2 separate regions of the Homo sapiens genome follow, and region 1 is linked to region 2. Evidence: chromatin contacts called from ENCODE Hi-C or POLR2A ChIA-PET data. All regions are on one chromosome and are shown on one strand. Each heading gives the region's core, a stretch centred on a gene start or an enhancer-like site at or near the end of the contact. The rest is flanking DNA. Distances are from core to core; before and after follow the strand shown. Region 1 has its middle 210 kb from the start of EPHA4. Region 2 holds the start of STK11IP (serine/threonine kinase 11 interacting protein).

Region 1 (6,842 bases), core at 1,976-4,475, 2.2 Mb after region 2:
CAGCCCACTGCAGCCTCAATCTCCCAGGCTCAAGCAATCCTCTCACCTCAGCCTCCAGAGTAGCTGGGACTACAGGTGCATGCCACCATGCACCACTGAGTTTTTTATAATAATTTTTAATAAAGACAAGGTCTTGCCATATTACCCAGGCTGCTCTTGAACTCCTGAGATCAAGGAATCCATCAACCTTGCCGTCCCAAAGTGCTTGGATTACATGTGAGAGCCATCATGCCTAACCTATTCATTTATTTTTAATAAACCTATGTAAGTACCTCTTATCTTAAGAATTAGAACATTACTAGTAACTGTGAAGCCCTCACGTTTTCTTCCTGATATCATCTTGTTTCCTCTTCATTGAAGTTAATCATTTTTATGATTACTGGAATAATTACTCCTCATTTTTCTATTGAAAATATTCAATTTTTTAATTGACACATAAGTATACATATTTATGGGACACATAGTGATACATATATGTAAAATGATCAGATCAAAGTAATTATTAGTCTATTTTTCATTATACTTTGACCAACTATGTATACTATGGGCATAGTACACATTGCATTTTAAATTTCTAAAAAATTTTAACCTTTTTTTATGGTAAGAACACATAAAATCTATTTTCTTAGCAAATTTCAAGTAGCTAAACACAGAAAGAAAAATATTGCGTAATCTTACTTCTATTTGGAACCCCAAAAGGAAAAAAAAAAAAAAGATGAGCACCTAGAAACAGTACAATGTGGTTACCAAGGGTGGGAAGGGGCAAAAGTGGGAAGATGAAAGGGTACAAAGTTAGGGTTATGTGGAATGAATAATTCTTAAGTTCTAATGTACAGCATGAGGACTATAGCTAATAACATTGTATTATATTTTGGAAATATTTATATTTAGTTTTTTTTGAAAGAGTGTTGCTATAGGTTTGGATGTTTGTCCCCCCTCAAGCCTCACATATTATCCCCACAGTGGGAGGTAAGGCCTAACAGGAGGTGTTTGGGTCATGGGGGTGGATCTCTCATGAACAGCTTAGTGCTGTGCTTGCCGTAATAATTTCTTCGTCCATTGTTTCTCACGAGAGCTGGTTATGAAAAGGAGCCTGGCACTCCTCCATTTCCCTCTTGCTTCCTCTCTGGCCATGAGATCTCTGCATGTGATCTCATGCCAGCTACCCTTGGTCTTCCACCATGCCTGGAAGCAGCCCGAGGCCTTCACCAGATGCCTGATCTTCCAGCCAACAGAATAATGAACCAAGTAAATATTTTTTTTTAAGAAAAAAAGAAAGAAATGACCCAGCCTTAGGTATTTCTTTACAGCAATACAAAACAGAGTAAGACAAATGTGCACAATTTTAACTACAGACAGCACATTACAGAGCAAAATATCCTAAAATTCCTTAGAATACCTTCTCTCCAGAGATCCTATAGTAGCTGTGCTTCCTACTCTGTCCCACCCACTCTCTTTTTGTGTGTTTCTCTCTGTGTGTATTTCTCTCTGTGTCTTTCTCCCCTTCTTTTCCTGGTGCCATGATGCCACTTGCCTCTCCTTCTTTCCCATACAATTACTCCACTCAAGTACTCCCCTCTCAACTCGTGCCCCTCCTCTTCACACAGGGCCCCCAGGGAAGTCTGTGACTGCTATTAATCTCATAGGGAACAGGCCTTGGAATTTCAGTGAATAAAATTCTCCATCTCATTATATAGGTTAATAAGCTCCTACAGCATGTTCAGATCCTATGAAATATTAACGACGTGACACAGAAGTTGTAGGCGGAGGGTATCTTATGCTTAGAGCATTTAGGAGCCTTTGCCAATGGAACATCAATCAGAAATCAAAACAAAGCATTGTTAAATGCATAATAAAAACTCAGTGGAAAAATATTTGATTTCTAAATGTCTGATATAGGAAGCAAGTTCTGGGGAGACCATTCATTGCTACTTAAAGGGAGATGTATTTAAAATTGAAGATGTATGTGACCTTCCCACTAGGAAATAAACAACATGTTTGGGTTATACAGAACAAAGCAGAAAAATCATTTTGGAAGTCAAGTAGTAAGTTGTAAAGTTAACATTTCATGGCAGCAGTTTTTTATTCTACAGTGTATGATAGGCAGTGGGGGCTAAGATTAGCACTCAGCTTCCAGTTCACAACTTGGTGGAATCAAATATCTTTCTATGAGCACAACTCTATGGCAAGTCCCCCACTGAACCTCTCAGAGCAATGGAGAGGTTTGAACATAAAACCAAAGCTCTTCTAACTGAGGTTCCAATTTTATGTGCTCCTTAAAGATAAATGTAGATTTAACTTTTACACTTTAGTGTCCTGCGTTGACCTGGTATGGTAAAAATAGCAACCCTGAGCAAAGAAACCATAGAAGAGTTTATTTCTTTTCTTGTGTGTGTGTGTTTTTTTTTCCCTTTATTCTTTTTTGGCCATGATAAGACACTTAATTGCTGCAATACTGTCGTTTTAGGAGGGATATCTCAGTGGTTCAAGTAGGACAAGACAGAGCCTGACGCTTCTGGCAAATTCAAAACTGTGCAGCTAGACAGTATTTGCCAGAATCTTAGTCCAAAGCCAGAGGTTCTCCGCTGTTTACGCAGATTCTCCATCAGATTAAAGTTGTTCCCACCTTTAAATTTTAGAAGGATAGTTTGGAGACTGTTATGACTATCCAGACACTTTGTACATTTGAGAAGATCCAGAATTGTCAGATAGCAACATTTTTTTCCTTTCCTTTCTTTTTTTTTTTTTTTTCCTCTATACTTTTGGATGCTTAAATAATTTTTTTCTTCTGCAGACTTCGGAAAGGGACTGCTTGAGTTCCAGAAGGCCAAGAAAGTTTCAAGGAAGGAAGAAAATAAATCACAGGATCAAACTAAAAGTCATCCATCATGGACCAGGTCTGGACCCTAGGTTCCTGGGTCAGGGAATAATAATCATGACACTGTAAACTTCTAGTGGGAGGAATCATAATTCATAGGCTGACTCTACCATTACTCTGAACTCCCTTTTCATTTGCTTCCTGTCCTAGCTTTCCTTGAAGCTAAAGGTAGCCATGTGACACTGTGTTAGGCAATGGAACTTCAGCAGGAGTCTGCTGGGCTGAGTAAGAAAGGCTTTCTTATTTAAAACAAACAATATAACTTGCGTCTGCCTTTTGGCCCTGCCTTGAATGCAGATTCTGTGCCTGGAGACCACAGCAACCATCTAGAGAACATGAGGGAAATGCCAAGACAATGGCAGGAACCTTGGACCCGGCCGGCATCACTGAGTCATGGAACCAAAGCCAGTAGCGGCCTCCTTCCAAGGAATTTGTTAGTTAATAATGAAAGGAATTTATCTATTTGAACCACTCTATGATGGATTTGCTGTTGCTTGAGCCAAACAGATTCCTAACTGATACATTGCCCTGGCTAGTGCCTAGCAAAATGACTTTCAACCAGCAAGAGGGAGAGAAAACACAGGAGCTCAGGCTTTAATAACCATCTCAATAGCCATCATTCTAAAATCTGCTTCTCCAGTCCCAGTCTGCTTTCTAAATTTTAGAACCGTGTGTCCTATGGCCTAAAGGGTATTCCCAACAGGCTAACTCACAGTACCTCAAACTCTTCTTTTACTAAACTAAACCCCCGTTTTCCCCCCTAAATCTGTTCCTCTGATTTGAATTCTTAATTTAAATTAACAGGATCACAGTCCTCTAACTGTTGAAGTCAGGATATAGGCCCCACCCAATGGAATTCTATTGAGCTTGCACCATTTCAAAGTCCTAATGACAGATCCACAACTTTCTCTGTACTAGAGTTTTTTTGTTTTGTTTTGTTTTGTTTTGTTTTAAACCTGGAGATTAGTCACATAATGAACTGAGAAAAAAATGCACAATGACTTCAGGTTTACTCACATCACTGCTCCTCCTCCTGCTCTCATATCTTCAGACTTAAGGACAAAAGGGAAGGGGAGAGGAGAAGGGAAGTATTCTTACCCTGATAACTGGTTCTTCCTGGATCTGCCCAGCTCCCTGGCCTTGGTGAGGGAAGGGGCCCCTGGAGAGGGCAGGGTTCAACAGCCAGGACTTTTCAAACGACAAGAAGATAATAGGAAAATATCGCTCAGAAAGAAGCTACGTGAGGACCAAAATATTAAATCTCTTTATTTTGTTTTGCTTTTTCAAATTATACAGTCTAATCCTACCCACAGGTGCCATTAATATTGGCTCCTCCCTAGAGACTCAACTCCAACCAGCAAAAGAAAATTTTAAAAATGCTTCGGTTCACATAACTCACCATAAAGGTAGCACTGGAGCTGGCCCTAGGGTTGACCGGAACGGGGAATTGACATCCCTTCAGAAATACCTTGCCTGTCAGCTTCATTCTCTCAGTGCAGACAGGCTGCTTCTCACTGCAGTCCACAGGTCACCAGCCTTTCAGCTCAAGCCCAGAGAGAAAAAGTCACCTCTCACCTCACCTCAGTCCAAAAAATCCCAGAAAAATAATCACTAGGCGTTTTCTGAGGTCCTTGAGGACAAGGTTTGTACACATAAAAGACTGTGTGCAGCAACTTGGTTTCTAAGATAAATATTCAATATACTAATGTAATGGAGTTTTTTTTTTCTTCCAGCTTTTAAGTTCAAACTACAAATCTTATTATTCTATCTATAAATCTAATAAAATTTTAAGGGATACTTTACAATTTTGGCAATTAAGTTCAGTTAAACAGTCTAAACCACATTTATAAATGTAATATATATGATTTTCTTTTTAAGTACTTCAAATACTTCACTAACAAGCAAAACTTTTCCAAGAACCTAAGCAATTCTTATAAATCTAATAAATTAAACTTTTAAATATCGTGACCCTTAAGTTCTCTTAAATCTTTCAATACTGTTTACAAACTTAGCCAGCTTCTCCTGGAACTTTCTAGTCTAAAATCAACCACTAAATTAGACATTTAAACTAGAATCACATGGCTAATTACAAGGTTGACTATATGCCAGAATCTTTAAACGTTAAAAACACTTTACAAACATTACAAACACTTTAAGTATCAGACATACTGCAGTTGTCTTAAATTCAACACAAAAACGTTGAAGAGTGTGGGTTTTGTTTACTTCATCCTCCTTGTGGTTAACTCTAAAATCTTCCAAGGTTGGAAAACACCTGATAAGGAAAGAGTTTTATAATTCCCAGAAAACTGGAGCTACCTTCCCACTGATTGGTTTTTCTCATTAACCAGAAATTTAGACACAGACACTAGGGACTAAAGCCCTTCAACTTGATAGTCTTAACTTTCCTGACAGGCAGGATGAAGTCCTTTTATGTATATATGTATGTATGTCTTTATTTATTTATTGTAGAGATCAGGGTTGGGGGTGGGGGGGGGGGTTCTCATTATGTTGCCCAGGCTGGGCTCGAACTCTTGGCCTTAAGCAATCCTCCCACCATGGCCTCTCAAAGTGCTGGAATTTCATGTGTGAGCCACCGTGCCCAGCTGAAAGCCCTTTTTAAAACAATCAACAGTTAGGGAATGCTAACCCCATGTCCTAAAAATGGGGCCCATATAGCTGAACTGAATCTCCTGAGTTAAAGCTAAACTGTTTCCTAATTTATTTGAAACGTCTTTTACCTATCATCACCTGTTTTGAGTTCATGAGTTTAGTAACTTCTCGTCTAGATTTCTCCTTCACTTGATTGGAATCAGTTAATCTATTTAGTGTTTGATTTCTATGCAATCTGCCCCATGGGCTACATCTGCCAAGGCCATTTTAAAAACAGGAGGTAGAAGGACTCTAGGTATTTTGGTCACGTGCCCACCTGCTGGGCCAAGTGAGCTGAATTTCTGGTTACTGTACCTTTTGACCATGGGTCCACAGACAGGGTAGGGAAAGAAGAGAGAAACAATGAAGTCGCTGTTAGGAGAATAACAAGCAGCTACTGGCAATAGTTCCCACTCTGCCCACATCACACACCCCTTCCCAGTTCATCTCCATTCTATGGCCAGTAAGATTTTTCTCATATGTAAATCTGGCCATGCATGTTTGATATGGTTTGGCTGTGTCTCCACCCAAATTTCATCTTGAATTGTAGTTCTCATAATCCCCGTGTGTCATGGGAGGGACCTGGTGGAAGGTAATTGAATCATGGGGCCAGTTACTCCCATGCTGAGATTCTCACGATAGTGAGTGAGTTCTCACGAGATCTGATGGTTTTATGAGGGGCTTTCCCCCTGCTGCTCAGCACTTCTCGTTGCTGCCACCATGCGAGGACGGATGTGTTTGCTTTCCTTTCTACCATGATTGTAAGTTTTCTGAGGTCTTCCCCAGCCCTGCAGAACTGTAAGTCAATTAAATCTCTTTCCTTTATAAATTATCCAGTCTCGAGTATGTCTTTATTAGCAGCATGAGAACAGGTTAATACTATCTTTCTCATTAAAATCCTTGAGAGACCTTCATTGTCTACACTGTGGGATTGTACTACTCCATTCTTGCATTGCTGTAAATACCTGGGACTGGGTAATTGATGTTTTTAAAAAAGGTTTAACTGGCTCATGGTCCTGCAAGCTATACAGGAAGCAAGATGCTGGCATCTGCTTAACTTCTGGGGTGGCCGCAGGAAGTTAAGGTGGAAGGTTAAGGGGGAGCAGACACATTGCATGGCCAGAGCAGGAGCAAAAGAGGGTGAGGGTGAGCTGCCACACTTTTAAACAGCCAGATGTCACCAGAAGTCACTCACTATCACAAGGATAGCACCAAGGGGATAGTGCTAAGCCATTTATAAGGAATCCACCCTCATGATTCAGTCACCTCCCACCAGGCCCCAACTCCGACATTGGGGATCACATTTCAATCTGAG
Region 2 (7,643 bases), core at 3,455-5,954:
TCTGGTACAAACTCTTTTTACCAAAACTATATTTGGAGGTAATCATACCTTTTCATTCTCTTCCATCCTTCCCCCTTTCCTACTACACAAAGATAGCAAGTTTTTTCACCTTGTTGCCCAGGCTGGAGTGCAGTGGTGTGATCACAACTCACTGCAACCTTGAACTCCTGGGCTCAAGCAATCCTCTCGCCTCAGCCTCCTGAATAGCTGGGACTACATACACCCACCACCATGCCCAGCTAAAGATAGCAAGATGATGAAACAAATAGATCATCCAATTTCACCCCCCTTCACCCCCAACCCAAGTGTAACATTTTCATTTTGGTGGAATCCGTAGGTCTCAGTTATCTGATCTTCTGTTGGGGGCTGCAGCATCAGAACAGGGAGGTCTAGACCCAGGACAATGGCTTGTATCCTAAAGGTGAAATATGACTTCTGTTCCCCTGTAGGCAAGGATCCTGGGTCTCGCATGGTTCAAGGTATCAGAAATAAGCAGGATCTGAGATCTATATTATGCGGCTGGCAGTCATTCTTCATTCTTGTATGAAGATACTCTCTTCTCCCTTCTTTTTTCCTTTTCTTTCTTTTTTTTTTGAGATGGAGTCTCAGTCTGTCTCCCAGGCTGGAGTGCAGTAGTGTGATCTCAGCTCACCGCAACCTCCGCCTCCTGGGTTCAAGCGATTCTCCTGCCTCAGCCTCCTGAATAGCTGGGACTACAGATGCACACTACCACGCCTGGCTAATTTTTGTAGAGACAGGATTTTGCCATGTTGGCCAGGCTGGTCTTGAGCTCCTGACCTCAAGTGATCCACCTGCCTTGGCCTCTCAAAGTGCTGGGATTAGAGTCATGAGCCATCACGCCCGGCCTTCTCCCTTCTTTTCATCCCCGAAACCTAAGCTAGTAACCAGCACACCTTTCCTTACCCTCTTTTATCATCAGCACTTTGCACAGCCTACTCCAGGAAACTCGGGGTGGTAGGGAAGCTACCAGCAGCAGCTCTCTCTCCACACAATAACATGGGCGTGGAGCCCCAGGCAGATGAGTAGTGCCTCCCTAGTACCAGAGTGCTAGGAATTCTTTGTCATGTGCAGCTGGTGTTGGTGCTTAGAAGAACCAACTGGACATTTCTGATTTTAGGTGGAGTACCAGTCCTGGAGACTAAAACTTAGAAGAGTGTTTGCAAGTTAACAGAGTGATATCATAGCATGTCTTCGAGAAACACAGACTCATTGATGATAGTATGAAATTATGTAATAGCAGCCCATACATGTTATGCTACTTTACAGCAACATGAATTTTTGAAATGGCATTGCATACTTTTTTTTTTTTTGAGATGGTGTCTTGCTCTGTCACCCAGGCTGGAGTGCAGTGGTGCGATCTCGGCTCACTGCAAGCTCCGCCTCCTGGGTTCACGCCATTCTCCTGTCTCAGCCTCCCGAGTAGCTGGGACTACAGGCACCCACCACCACGCCCGGCTAAATTTTTGTATTTTTAGTAGAGACGGGGTTTCACCGTGTTAGCCAGGATTGTCTTGATCTCCTTACCTCGTGATCTGCCCGCCTCGGCCTTCCAAAGTGCTGGGATTACAGGCGTGAGCCACCGTGCCAGGCTGCACACCATTTTAATAAAGAGAATTTTTTTTTTTTTTTTTTTTTTGAGAAGGAGTTTTGCTTTTGCTGCCCAGGCTGGAGTGCAATGGCGCCATCTCAGCTCACTGCAACCTCTGCCTCCCTGGTTCAAGTGATTCTCCTGCTTCAGCCTCCAGAGTAGCTGGGATTACAGGTGCCTGCGACCACGCCTGGCTAATTTTTGTACTTTTAGTAGAGACAGGGTTTCACCATGTTGGCCAGGCTGATCTCGAACTCCTAACCTCAAGTGATTCACTTGCCTTGGCCTCCCAAAGTGCTGGGATTTTGGGTGTGAGCCACTGTGCCTGGCTGGGTCATTTTTAATGTCCTAAAGTTCTCTTGTTCTCTTCACATAGATCTGGCATATTTCTCAAAATATTATAAGCATGTGTGTATTTGTATTTATATCTATAATTTATTGATTTTTTGGCTGCTATGATGAATGGGAATTTTTTTCCCTTTTAGATTTGCTAATCTAGACTTCATTTTGTAAAGGTTTTGTCTTAGTTGAAGTTCTTATGGTAGCAATTTACAGAAATACATTCAGATTAACTTAGGCCAAAAAAAAAAAAAAAAAAAAGCGGGGGAGAATTCTCTGGAAGGCAGCCAAGGCCTCCCCTACAGGCCAAGGGTAGAAAGGAGAGTGGGCCTCACAAGGGGGAGGGAAACAAGAACTACGGAGTCTCCTGTTGCTTTCCCTTAGTAGATCTATTTTTCTCTCCCTCTGTAGTTCAGCTTTCTTTGCTTCTCCCTTTGTCCACTTCCATGTTTCTGAGAAGCAAAGGGATATAGAGCAAACCTGGCTACAGGGGCTACCCATGTGGGTGGAGCAATTCTCAGAAAATAACTATGGGTTGAAAAGGCACGGCTGAAACAGATTTCAAGACACTGCAATGTCAGTGACTTGAAAAGAATCTGTTTCTTGCCTAAGAGGGGTAGAGTTGGCAGTTACTGTTTGGGAGAATCTGCCCTTCTAAGTTCCAGATGATTAATAAACAGGGACTGACAATCGTCAGGTTATGGGATTAATAATTCAACAAAATATACTGAGCTCTTACTCTGACTTTATATTTGCATACTAGTTAGCTGTTGTAGGGGCTGAAAAGTTGTGATGCCTTTCTTCCTCATCATAAGGGTCAGAGCTCGTATAACAAGATAGGTTAAGAGAAAAATCTAAAATAAACTAAGAAGTTTATTTAATCAAAGTTTTACATGACATGGGAGCCTTCAGAAATGGCTACCCAAAGAGCCAGGGAAAACTTGTTTTTAATGCTTAGATTCTATGAAAAATGGACAGCCTGCAGTAATGTGGTTGGGCAAAAAGTGTGCCACTTAATAGTAACAGACAGCAGGTGGAAACCCAACGAGGTCTTTCTGTGTAGCATTCCTTCCTCCCAGGTATGAGGCAGGATCTCTTCCAGAATGAGGGTCTTACGGCCTATCAGACAAGGTAGGCCAGAGAAGTTCTTTACGGCCAGCTTGTTTTTTGGACTGAGTTTCCCTCCTGTTGCCCAGGCTGGAGTGCAATGGCGTGATCTCGGCTCACAGCAACCTCTGTCTCCCGGGTTCAAGCGATTCTCCTGCCTCAGCCTCCCGAATAGCTGGGATTACAGGCATGCACTACCATGCCCGGCTAATTTTGTATTTTTAGAAGACACAGGGTTTCTCCATGTTGGTTGGGCTGGTCTCGAACTCCCGACCTCTGGTGATCTGCTGGCCTCGGCCTCCCAAAGTGCTGGGATTACAGGCGTGAGCCACCGCGCCAGGCCACGGCCAGCTCTTACATAGAAAGGTGGGGGGAAGTTTAGGTTTTATGGCTGGCTTTGGGGGAGAGGGCTTCTAGTTTCTGTGACTCATCTTGGGGAAGAGGAATTCTGGTTTCTATGGCTTGCCTTGGGGAAGAAAGAAGGCTGGGAGACAGGAGGGCAGGAAAAGGTCGGAGAGACTGTGCCTGAGGCCTTCCAGTCTCTTTTAGTTCAAAATAGTCAGCATACCAAAGCGCCGTATTTTGGGGTATTGTTTTTCTGAGCTCAACACTGCTGCTTCGGATGTATCTCCACTTACTTTATTTAACCTAAAAGGCTTTCAGCTCAGAGCACAAGTAGTATGCCATGAATGCGAAATTGTGTGGTTCAAATATTCAAAATATTTGAAATATTTGCCATTTCAAATATTTTGTCTTGAGAAAATAAAATCTTTCAAATCTGGCAACTTGGGATAAAGATGACTATGATCCTATCCCTCCTTTCAACTGGCTTAGGATTCATTTTGATTTTCCTCTGTAGAAATGGGGCGCTTCATGAAAGAAACTCTCTCTGAAAACCAGGAATTCTGTTAAAAGACCTTTTTGCTAATCTAGTTCAGTAGTTGACGTTAGCATTTGACGGGGAGCCTGGTGAAAGCTACCATGAGAATTCGGAAGCAAGAAACTGGCAGTCCTGGCGCTACTGGTTACTAATTGAACGACCTTCGCAAGTAACCTAGCCTCTGTGAACCTGTTCTCATTTTCAAACGCGGTTGAATAACTACTTTTCAACTAGGATGTTATGAAAGGTAATAGGGTAAAGACAAAGGACTAGGTTCGCGTGGAGCCCAGTACTGCTGAAGGAAAGATACACGAGTTTGGAGGGAGTCTAAGGAAAAGGAGGCAAAGGACCCCGGAGGTTATATCCTCGGTGGCCTCAGCTTTTACACGATCTAAGTCCATCCTACGGCGGATACGCTCTCCTTTCACTGGAAAATGACTGTTTGCGTTGAAAAAATTTTTATCTAACAAAGCTCCATTTCTCTAAACTTTGCTTCCCCGCCCAGTTTGCAAACGAGTCAGGGTTTCCTCACCGGCGCGGTAGGCTCGCCGAAAGCCAAGCGGGAGCCCCAGGCTGCGCAGGGCGGGGGAATAATGGGTGCCCAGCTCCGGGCCAGGAAGCCCAGGGAACCACTGCAGCCACCACCGCGGTCAGGAGACAGCCCCCGCACCGCCCCTTTTCGATTCGTTTGCATGATCTACGGCGCGGTTTCCGGCGGCAGAGACATGTTTTCCGGTCGTCCCTTGGCTCGATTTTCTTCCGGGGCGGGACTTCCTTTCCATCATTGATAGGCGCCGGGCAGCTGAGCTGGTAGGAGGACCAGACGGGGAGGTTCGGTATGTCTGACCAGGACTTATGTTCCTCGAAAGGGCGGCCAGGAGGATGCTCTTCCTCTCTTTTCTTTCTCGCCTTTTTCTCCGCATGACGCCTCGGTTTGCGCGGACGCCCTGGGCTTTTGGCACTACCGCCCACCTGAGGCTCTTCCGCTTCCTCTTTCCCCCCCCAGGCTCCGCCCCCCAGCGTCCCGTGGCCATGACGACCGCTCAGAGGGACTCCCTGTTGTGGAAGCTCGCGGGGTTGCTGCGGGAGTCCGGTGAGTGGACTTCCGGTTGGGCTGGGCCTCGGACCTCGGACGAGGTGGGGGTGGTGCTTTCTGGAGACACGCCCTGAGAGTCATGGAGTTACGACTGGTAGGGTCACCAGGTGTCAGAGTTCAATTTCTTTACTTTTCCCAGGTTTGTTCGCCCTTACAGTGTCCTTTGCCTGTGATAGCCTAAACTCTAGCCGTCCTTTGAGGCCAAAGGGCGGTATCCCTCCCTCCGTGCCTTCTCTGACACTGTCAGAAGGAAGTGATCATTACCTGACTAAAAGCCCCTCAGGACCAGGGACTGATCTCGGTCATAATCATTATTGTGTAGCAAGGTACTAAATACAGTAGATAGAAGCACGAGATTTGGAGTCGGACCCACTTGGGTTGGAATATCAACCCTCTTTCAAACTTGCCATACTGTTTCCTGAGGCTCAGTTTTCCTCACAGATTGGCATAGTGATTGTACTTAACATTTGTGGGGATTCGTTTTAATTCATGTATTTAGTACAATGCCTGCAAGTATAGTAACTGCTTACAGTTGGGAGCTATTGTTATTGTAATGATTTCCCTGATGCTTGGCACTGTGCCTGGGCATAATGGAGCCACAGTAGTTGTTGAATACTTGGTTGGCATTAGTTGTGGTAGAAAAAGCCTTGGCTTTGAGATCAGATAGGAGAAGTAACTTCCTACCAATTATATGATCTCCATCAAGATTTTTCACTTTTTTGAACCTCAATTTTCATATCTGTAAGATGGGGTTAATAGTGCTTCTCTTTGAGAGATTCTGAGAAGGTTTGAATGAGATACCAAAGTCATCTGGTACATACTACAGTTAATGTTAGCTGTCCTCCATCACTCCATGCTCCTATTGACGATATCTGTGGAAGCTCTCTTTATAGCAGTTTTCTTTTCTTTCTTTTCTTTTTTTTGAGACAGAGTCTTGCTGTGTCACCCAGGCTGGAGTGCAGTGGCGCAATCTCAGCTCACTGCAACCTCCACCTCCTGGGACGAAGTGATTCTCCTGCCTCAGCCTCCTGAGTAGCTGGGACTACAGGTGTGCACCACCATGACCGGCTAATTTTTGTATTTTTAGTAGAGACGGGGTTTCACCATGTTGGCCAGGTTGGTCTTGAACTCCTGACCTCAAGTGATTAACCTGCCTTGGCCTCCCAAAGTGCTAGGATTAAAGTCGTGAGCCACAGCACCTGGCCAGTAGCAGTTTCATTTCCTGGCTTGTATTGATAACTTTGCAAATGTCTTATATCCTTCTCTGGGAGGAGACAACTAGGAGGCCCTTTGAACGTGGGAAGAGTCCTTGAACCATGTCTGTATCTATCCTCAGTGTCTAGTACATACAGAATCCTTCATGTCAGGTTGTAGGACTTGTTAATTTATTCAGTGATGAATGGTGGGTGTGTGAATGTGTGACTACAAGGAGGTAGCAGGAGAAGAGCTTTGTGGCAGCAGAATAGTTTTGTATCTTGATTGCGTGGCTGCAGGAATTTATATAAACAGCATATAGCTATATATACATATTGTACCAACATCAGTGTCCTGAATTTTTTTTTTTTTTTGAGATGGAGTCTCGCTCTGTCACCCAGGCTGGAGTGCAGTGGTATGATCTCGGCTCACTGCAACCCCTGCCTCCCTCCCAGGTTGAAGTGATTCTTCTGCCTCAGCCTCCCGAGTAGCTGGGACTACAGGCATGCACCACCATGCCCTACTAATTTTTGTATTTTTAGTAGAGACGGGGTTTCACCATATTGGCCAGGCTGGTCTTTAACTCCGGACCTCGTGATCCACCCGCCTTGGCCTCCCAAAGTGCTGGGATTACAGGCGTGAGCCACCACGCCTGCCCTTTGTGTTTTTTTTTTTGTTTTTGTTTTTTTTTTTTTTTTTTTTTGAGATGGAGTCTACCTCTGTCACCCAGGCTGGAGTGCAATGGCTCAATTTCGGCTCACTGCAACCTCTGCCTCCTGGCTTCCAGCTGTTCTCTGGCCTCAGCCCCTCGAGTAGCTGGGATTACAGGCGCATGTCGCAATGCCCAGCTGAGAATATTTGTATTTTTAGTAGAGACGAGGTTAGAGTCGTAGAATAATTTTTTGTGTTTTTAGTGGAGACGGGGTTTCACCATGTTGGCCAGGTTGGTCCTGAACTCCTGACCTCAAGTGCCTTGCTCCCAAAGTGCTGGGATTACAGGCCTGAGCCACGGCAACCAGCTCAGTGTCCTGACTTTGATATTGTACTATAGCTATATAAAATGTAACCATTAGGGAAAACTGGGTAAAGGATACAGGGGACCTTTCTGTATTATTTCTGCAGCATTCTTTGACTCCATACTTATTATATTTTTTAAGCCAAAAAAGCATTCCTTCATGCCTAGCTTGTAGCTGCACTTTTTTAGGTGCAGTGATGAATACCAGAGTGATCAAAAGATGCCCTCAAGGATGAAAGTCTCATTAGAGAGAGCAGTTTTAACAGACAGCAATAACAATGCCTTAGTGCTATAATGAATAGTTATTCTATGACATACTTTTTAGTATTGTTTGAAAGTTTCTACAGATGTGCTTTGCAATCAGAAAAAGAAAGAAAGATAAAACTTCCAATTAACTTTTGTG

What was found. A loop is a pair of places that touch in the nucleus more often than their neighbours do. ChIA-PET counts read pairs that join two places held with the same protein, here RNA polymerase II (POLR2A).
Region 1: a loop to region 2 is called in a map of endothelial cell of umbilical vein, with 6 times the contacts of the local background. The contact joins the enhancer-like site here to the promoter of STK11IP in region 2. A Hi-C loop is called at or near these places in 1 of 168 maps with a recorded cell type or tissue (endothelial cell of umbilical vein). POLR2A ChIA-PET finds 5 or more read pairs at or near these places in 1 of 52 experiments (WTC11).

Annotation. Positions count from the first base shown.
Region 1 is chr2:221,776,611-221,783,452 of GRCh38, forward strand. No RefSeq gene overlaps it. Among named protein-coding and RNA genes, the nearest start is that of EPHA4, 210 kb to the left of the region's middle. Within about 2 kb of position 3,226, at least 5 of the 41 ENCODE cell types and tissues checked have a DNase peak (open chromatin) inside an H3K27ac peak, as active enhancers do; they include endothelial cell of umbilical vein, where a contact is called at or near this core.
Region 2 is chr2:219,593,153-219,600,795 of GRCh38, forward strand. STK11IP (serine/threonine kinase 11 interacting protein) reads left to right here and starts at 4,705. Exons shown (of 25, transcript NM_052902.4): 1 at 4,705-4,771; 2 at 4,942-5,028. The coding sequence starts at 4,968. RefSeq lists enhancers at 4,657-4,876, 5,087-5,146.